Linked DNA regions of Homo sapiens: region 1 is linked to region 2. Evidence: chromatin contacts called from ENCODE Hi-C or POLR2A ChIA-PET data. All regions are on one chromosome and are shown on one strand. Each heading gives the region's core, a stretch centred on a gene start or an enhancer-like site at or near the end of the contact. The rest is flanking DNA. Distances are from core to core; before and after follow the strand shown.

Evidence for each region. Hi-C counts contacts between places; a loop is a spot of excess contacts on that map. ChIA-PET counts read pairs that join two places held with the same protein, here RNA polymerase II (POLR2A).
Region 1: a map of Caco-2 shows a loop between it and region 2 (4-fold over the local background). The contact joins two enhancer-like sites. A Hi-C loop is called at or near these places in 1 of 168 maps with a recorded cell type or tissue (Caco-2). POLR2A ChIA-PET finds 5 or more read pairs at or near these places in 5 of 52 experiments (AG04449, HEK293, HepG2 and 2 more).

Annotation. Positions count from the first base shown.
Region 1 is chr4:139,732,657-139,735,934 of GRCh38, reverse strand. All of the region lies in intron 2 of MAML3 (mastermind like transcriptional coactivator 3), which reads left to right. It also overlaps a transcript of MGST2 not described here. Among named protein-coding and RNA genes, the nearest start is that of MGST2, 68 kb to the right of the region's middle. RefSeq lists a silencer at 848-967. Within about 2 kb of position 1,619, at least 28 of the 41 ENCODE cell types and tissues checked have a DNase peak (open chromatin) inside an H3K27ac peak, as active enhancers do.
Region 2 is chr4:139,691,265-139,694,793 of GRCh38, reverse strand. The region is part of intron 2 of MGST2 (microsomal glutathione S-transferase 2); the gene reads right to left. Among named protein-coding and RNA genes, the nearest start is that of MGST2, 27 kb to the right of the region's middle. RefSeq lists an enhancer at 2,143-2,192. Within about 2 kb of position 2,238, at least 5 of the 41 ENCODE cell types and tissues checked have a DNase peak (open chromatin) inside an H3K27ac peak, as active enhancers do.

The sequences.
Region 1 (3,278 bases), core at 370-2,869, 42 kb before region 2:
CTCGCGGGCTCCCGAGCGGCGCGCGCGGGCCGAGGACCTCCAGGGCCCCTCGCGGGTCTCCCGAGCGCCGCCGCACCGCCCCTGCCCGCGCCCGGGACCGCCTCGTGGGCTTCTTTGTTAGGGCCGCCTGCGCCGAGAGGCAGTCTAGGTCCTGCCGGGGACGCACGGGCCCCACTCCTGACTTCCTAGCCGGAGTCCCCTGAGGACTTGTAAGCATATAGGCTGGAGTCGAGAGGCTAAATTAGGCCCCAGGGGACTTTTTCAATAAAACCCTAAATTTCATTTAGGTTGTTCGTAGGCCAAGCGATTGCAAGGACTCTGAGCCGAAGCAGCGGTGCCGGGCCGACCCGAGGCTCGCTCCTTATCGCCCCCTCCCCGGGCCGGCTTTGTGCAGCTGGGGTCCTGGAACCCGGTCCCTCCCGGGCTGTCGGCCCTGGGGTCTGGTGTCCGCCACCCTCCCCCCCCGGAGGTCGCCACTGCCCCCCTACCCCACTCCCAGCCCTTCCGTTTCCCTCCACGTCCCCTTCCCGCGCCCTCCCCCACTTGAATTCTTCCTCCCCTCCGGCTGGAAGAAAAGTCGGTAATGAGAAACCAGTTCAGTGTCAGTCGGAGGAGGGGGGCAGATAACCCCAGAGATACACGGCAATGGAGAGAGAACTCATTTTGTGCAAAGAGGGCCTCGAGTCACCAGGGAATTCCTGGATTGTCTCAGGCTGTCGTGTGTGATGTCCATCACGCCGTGCGAACACCATCTGCTCGGTATTGTGCTCTCAGTTGCCAGGCTACCTGCTGTACGCAGTAACACTTGACTGCCTGGCTCCACGTTCGCAGCGCTCGCCCAGACGCGCGGGGCGGGGGCCGCGGAGGGGCGGGCGGGAGCCCTGATTAAGCCATCTGCGAGGGGAGGGGGCGCGGGCGCAGCGGCGGCCGGGCACGAGGCCGGGCTGACACCACCATCTGCTGGGGCGCGGGAAGAACGGCAGCTGCTCTGCGTTGCCCCGGCGAGGGACGCCTGGAAAAGGCTGAAGCCCTGGGCGTCCTCAAGCCCGTTATCCACGGGGTCCCCGTCACCCCAGCCTGCTCGCCGCCGGCCGTCTTTTGTGATTCCCTGCTCTTTGGTTCGCCGCCAGCAAGGCTGGCCCCTCTCACCCAAACACTATGCATGTTCTTGAAAACACTTCAGAAAAATAAAGCTTCCCTACGCACAGATTTATAAATAAACAGCTGGCTGTTCTTGGGAGATATTTTTACCACAACTGTTTTTTGAAGTCGAAAACTGCCTGTTTGGGGGAGGTAAGGGTGCTTTTGACACCTCCTACCTCACTCTAGCCTTTAGAAAATTGCTAAGATCTTTTCCCTGGAGGGGAAGATATGTAAAATAGGTTCGTTGGTTTTGATTTCTTTCTCCTCCCTTTATTTTACTGAAGAGTCAGAGGGTTGGGCGAGTAGTGAAGATCTATGTAGCCACAGTTGGATTTTTGAGGGGAAGAAACTGTATTAAGATTCTTGGGAGAAGCAAGGGAGGTCGTTGGGCAAGGAGTGGATTGGAGAACAAGCCAGTAATTACAACTAAAAATACTGCATCATTTGGCTTCAAGGCATTACATCTCGCATGACGAAAGCTCAGCCTGGTTTTCTCTAATTGCACAACACAGTGTGTGTCCTTCTTAGAAACAAGAGCAGTGGCTTGAAATCCTGAAATTTGACAGACTATTTCTCATTAAGCCCTCTGAGACTGGAGGTTAAAAGAAGCCATGTATTATGTTAGTGGCCTCGGCCAGCTTAATGTGTAAGTCAAGTCACTGAGTACATTTTCACACTTTGGAATACACCTCAGAGTCGGGGGCTGTAGGTGTCTCTCATCCACTGTTGAATGCCGCAGAGCTTTGTTGCGAACTAAAGATGTTTCGTATGGAAGGCAGTCCTTTAAGAATGCACATAGTGGCTGGGAGCAGTGGCTCATGCTTGTAATCCCAACATTTTGGGAGGCCAAGGCAGGAGGATTGTTTGAGGCCAGGAGTTCAAGACCAGCTTGGGCAACACAGATGGGCAACAACCCATCTATACAAAGAATTTAAAAATTAGCAGGGCATGGTGGCTTAAACCTGTAGTCCCCCACCTACCCAGGAGGCTGAGGCAGGAAGATTGCTTGAGCCCAGGAGTTGGAGGTTGCAGTGAGCTATGATCATACCACTGCACCCCAGCCTGGGCAACGGAGTGAAACCCTGTCTCTAAAAAATAATCATAAAATAATACATACAGCCCTTCCTGCCTGTAGGTCTTCAGTGAGAAGCCTGAAGGCAAAACCTCTGGGAGGGAATTATTTGGGGAAATACATAATCCTATCCCTTTGGGAGGGTTTTTTTTTTTTTTTTTTCACACTGTGCTTTTGAAGTATTTCTTCTTGGCCCAGGAAGACACGGGCAAAAAGTGGTTTGATGTATCGTCGTCACCCCATTTGCCTCTCTCTTTCTTTTCCCAGTGGAGAGGAGGCTGGGAAAGCAACACTTCTTCACTCCTTACCACTTCCCCAGCTGTGCGGGCTGGTCACACAGGACAAGCATATCTCAAAGTGCACAAAGATAAACAGGGCCATCCCAGACCAACCCTCTCAAAAAATCAAGCTGAAGAAAACTTTATCTTCCCTTGGGCCTCATTTTCTTTCCAACTCTCTCCTCCTTATCAAAACTGGAAAGTATCAAATATACTGAGACAGAAAAAACAAACTACATATCTGCATTTTTGCTGATTGGCTGTTTATATGTCAGTGTGAATTCATTTGTTAAAGTGTAAAGCCAATCAGCCATTTGTCCCTAAAGGTGCCAAGAAACAGCTTTATTTCACTGGAAGGAAGGGCTTGGAAAACAGGTAGCAAATATTTGGGGGAAAAGGGAAGACCCTGAAATATCTAGGCCCCTGCAAGGGTTAGTCCTGAAGTAAACTTTTTGGTAGCACAAAGGTTCCTGGCATTTTTTAGTGTAAGATCTTTTTATTAACATCAAAAATATTTCCTAGCTGTCTTTGTGTATTTATAGAGAAAATACACAAAGGCAAAACATTTTATTAATTTCAGCTACAGCATTTACACATAAAAAATAGAACGCAGTACACTTATGAGAGACACAGTATATAGGTCTACAGGCTGTTCTTAGGTGCACACTTAACACCATGAAGACACTGCCTGGGAGAGGCCTGAGCTAGTAGGAATACTGAATTGAGAATCAAAATCAGCGTTCTGCTTACTCATGTAACCAAATACCACCTGTACCCCGATAACT
Region 2 (3,529 bases), core at 989-3,488:
TTTAAATAATTCCCTTAAAATCTCCTGAAGTAAATCAGTGAGCATATTTCATTCCCATTTTATGGAGGAAGAAACTAAGGCCTGAGAGCCCAGACTGACATGCATTGCAGAGAATCAAAGATAGACAGCATCCATCTCTAGATTCCAAAGCTCTGTCCTAATGTCAAGTCATATTGCCTCTATTCATAGAAGACGTGGATGGAAAATCTGACACTAATTTAAGCAAAAGGGAATAGTTCTCTGGGAACTATAATTAATTCATCTGCATCTAACAAAGGGGAAAAAGATGACTTATATTCATCCTCCCTCCTAAGGTATAACTCCAAGTGATCTTGGTTAGGTTGGCCGAGCTCTTTGCTGACAATTTCACCACCAGAAAGAATTTAACATAATGTGTGATGAGGTCTTGAGTAGATCCTGGTGGAAGGTCATAGTCTACAGGATTGTAAATGACCCCATATCTTTCCTTCAGTAAGCCTCAAAGCTTAAATACTTAATATTACAAGGCAATTGATCTAGAAATAGATGACGCTGGTTGTTGAAGACCTAGGTCTTTTAGCCTGGGTCACCATAAGTGATCTTTTTTCTCTGAATTTAAAAAAAAAAAAAAGCATAATTACAAAGCGTAATTCTTCCCTCATTCTCCATAATCCCACAGAAAACTGCGTCTAGGTCAGCTCAACCTTATCAACTTATGCCTCAACTACATGGGAAAAAACTCCCCAATAATAACTCCCCAGTAATAACTCAATCATCTTTTAAAGCTGGGTAAGAAACATGCATCATTAACAAGCTCAATGCTCACAGAAAGACATGGCTGAGGTAGAGTCCTGAAGCACGTATGGAAAATTTTAACCCCACCAGCAAAGACACCAGCGAGGTTACCCACACACATCTCTAAGGGCCAGGAGAGTGACCATCAGTCCCCTAAAAAATTGGAAATGGATAATATGAATGCAAAATTGCTTTCTTCTTCCTTTTTGGACTGTGGCCATTACCACCCAAAAGGCCACTGGTGACCCAAGGAATGTCTTGTCTAAAGCCTAACACTGATACTCTTGCAAACCGTAACTACAACTTTCTAGAACTCACAGAAGTAACCAAAGTTTTTCCTCCTGCTGCTTCTCGTTCTTGGCATGATTTTGCTTCTGATGGTTGTCTTTCCATTAACATCTTTTTGAGTGGCTATGATAGGTTGAGTGAAAAGATACTTGATAAAATTCATACTTTATATTACGGCTATGCAAGGAATAAACAGCATTCCCACGTTTCTTTTTCCTTGGCTAAATCCATAGGCCTGTTTCCCACGAGGTAAAATGTAGTAGTAGCAGAGGAAGGCTCTAGTCCTTCCACACTCACTGAAAATTTCTTTTTTTTTTTTTTTTTTTTGAGACGTAGTCTTGCTCTGTCGCCCAGGCTGGAGTGCAGTGGCACGATCTCGGCTCACTACAAGCTCCGCCTCCTGGGTTCACGCCATTCTCCTGCCCCAGCCTCCCGAGTAGCTGGGACTACAGGCACCTGCCACCGCGCCCGGCTAATTTTTTGTATTTTTAGTAGAGACGGGGTTTCATCGTGGTCTCGATCTCCTGACCTCGTGATCCGCCCACCTCGGCCTCCCAAAGTGCTGGGATTACAGGCGTGAGCCACCGCGCCCAGCCCACTCACTGAAATTTTATATGAACTTTTTTGGAAACATAACACAATTGTCCCATCATTTATTGTTTTGTAATACACCTTAAATTATTCCAAATGTAAGCATCAAGTTTTTCCACAACATATCTTTATTCAAAATTAGGTGTGATAAGATTGTTTTAAAAGCACCTTCAAAAATAGCCCAGGTTAGCCTTCATAAAAGTCTAATTATTTAGAGGTTTTTCTAGTGGCCTTGGCTTGGCATCTGGGGACAAAGAGATAATATTGTGTAAGAATGTCCTAAGTCCAAACTGCACTGCAGAGGGCAGAAGCCCTTTGGGTGTCTGTCCACATAAATTGATAGGCATGTGTGCTTTTGTGTCTCTTATCTGAAAGAGGAAGAAGGCCTTTGAGCAAGGAGAAAGGAAATAAAAATAGAGGGGATGTTTTGGAGTTCCCCTGCTGCCCTCACAAGCTAGGGAACTAGTTTCACACCTAATGGGAAACCAGAGACCAGAACAGATGCTGACGGATCGTCCTCATGAAAAACTTGGTGAGATTCCAGATACAAGTGGTGCCATGCCTCAGATGACAGAAGAGACAAAGTCGGGGAGAGTCACACCCTTAATCTCCCTCTGCCACAGACCCAGAGCAGCTCCTGGTGGTGGTGGAAGGCACTCCAGAACCTGGGGAGGGTATTGTACTCACAGAGGACTGGGGAGCAGGACAGTGGCATAGCCCCTTGCTTCAGCTGCTTGCCAGCAGGAGCTGTGTCCCTGGGCACATCCCCTGTATTCCCAGAAGGAATTGGGAAGATGGGGAACCGGGGTGCTGGGATCCTGGGTGAGCAGCAGGTGGCTGGAAGCCACTGAGATTTAGGCAAGGATGTGATTGCAGCTGCGTTTGTGCTCACAGGATGGCAACACCTGGAGTACTGGAGCAGCTCAGCACCATATCTCTGTACCTTTCTTTCTCAAGAAATAGGCCCTTTGTCCCCTACAAGTGGCTGGTCACTGCTGAGCTCACCCCAACCTCACGTCCCAGCTGTGCTCATTGTACTTTCACCCTGGTCCCTCTTTTGCTGACCTGCCTCAAGCCTTAGTCCCTTGGAAATGAGACTTTGCCCATTTCTTGCTATCATCTCTCAGAGATTGAAAATAATTGCTGGGCGCAGTGGCTCATGCCTGTAATCCCAGCACTTTGGGAGGCCGAGGTGGGCAAATCACGAGGTCAGGAGATCGAGACCGTCCTGGCTAACACGGTGAAACCCCGTCTCTACTTAAAAAATATAAAAAATTAGCCGGGCGTGGTGGCGGGTGCCTGTAGTCCCAGTTACTCGGGAGACTAAGGCAGGAGAATGGTGTGAGCCCAGGAGGCGGAGCTTGCAGTGAGCCGAGATCACGCCACTGCACTCCAGCCTGGGTGACAGAGTGAGATTCCGTCTCAAATAATAATAATAATAATCATCATCATCATCATCATCATCATCATCATCTGACTGCCAGTGGGGTGCCCTGTTTGTTGCTGACAGTCTTCCCTGCTGCCTGCCTGGTGAAAGCACCAAGTATTGGTTTGGCCTTGAAATACCTGGAATCCCATTCTACCTGCTAATTGTCACCTCCTCCAGCCCCTCCACCATGTGACCATGTCCTTCTGCCTGATTCTGGGTCCCTCCAGGCCTGGATGGTGTCCCACAATAACACGTCCTCAGTAAGCTGTCAGCAGGCATGTTTAACTCAAGGGGACCAAACTCTGAAAATTACTTCTTGACAATCCTGTCAGTGGCTAATTACAGTTTCATTGACATGAAAATAATTTATAGCCTCTTTTAAGTCATGAAGGCAGATATATTCTATCCTCTTATTACAGGGGATCCTCAGGAAAATTTCCCAAATGG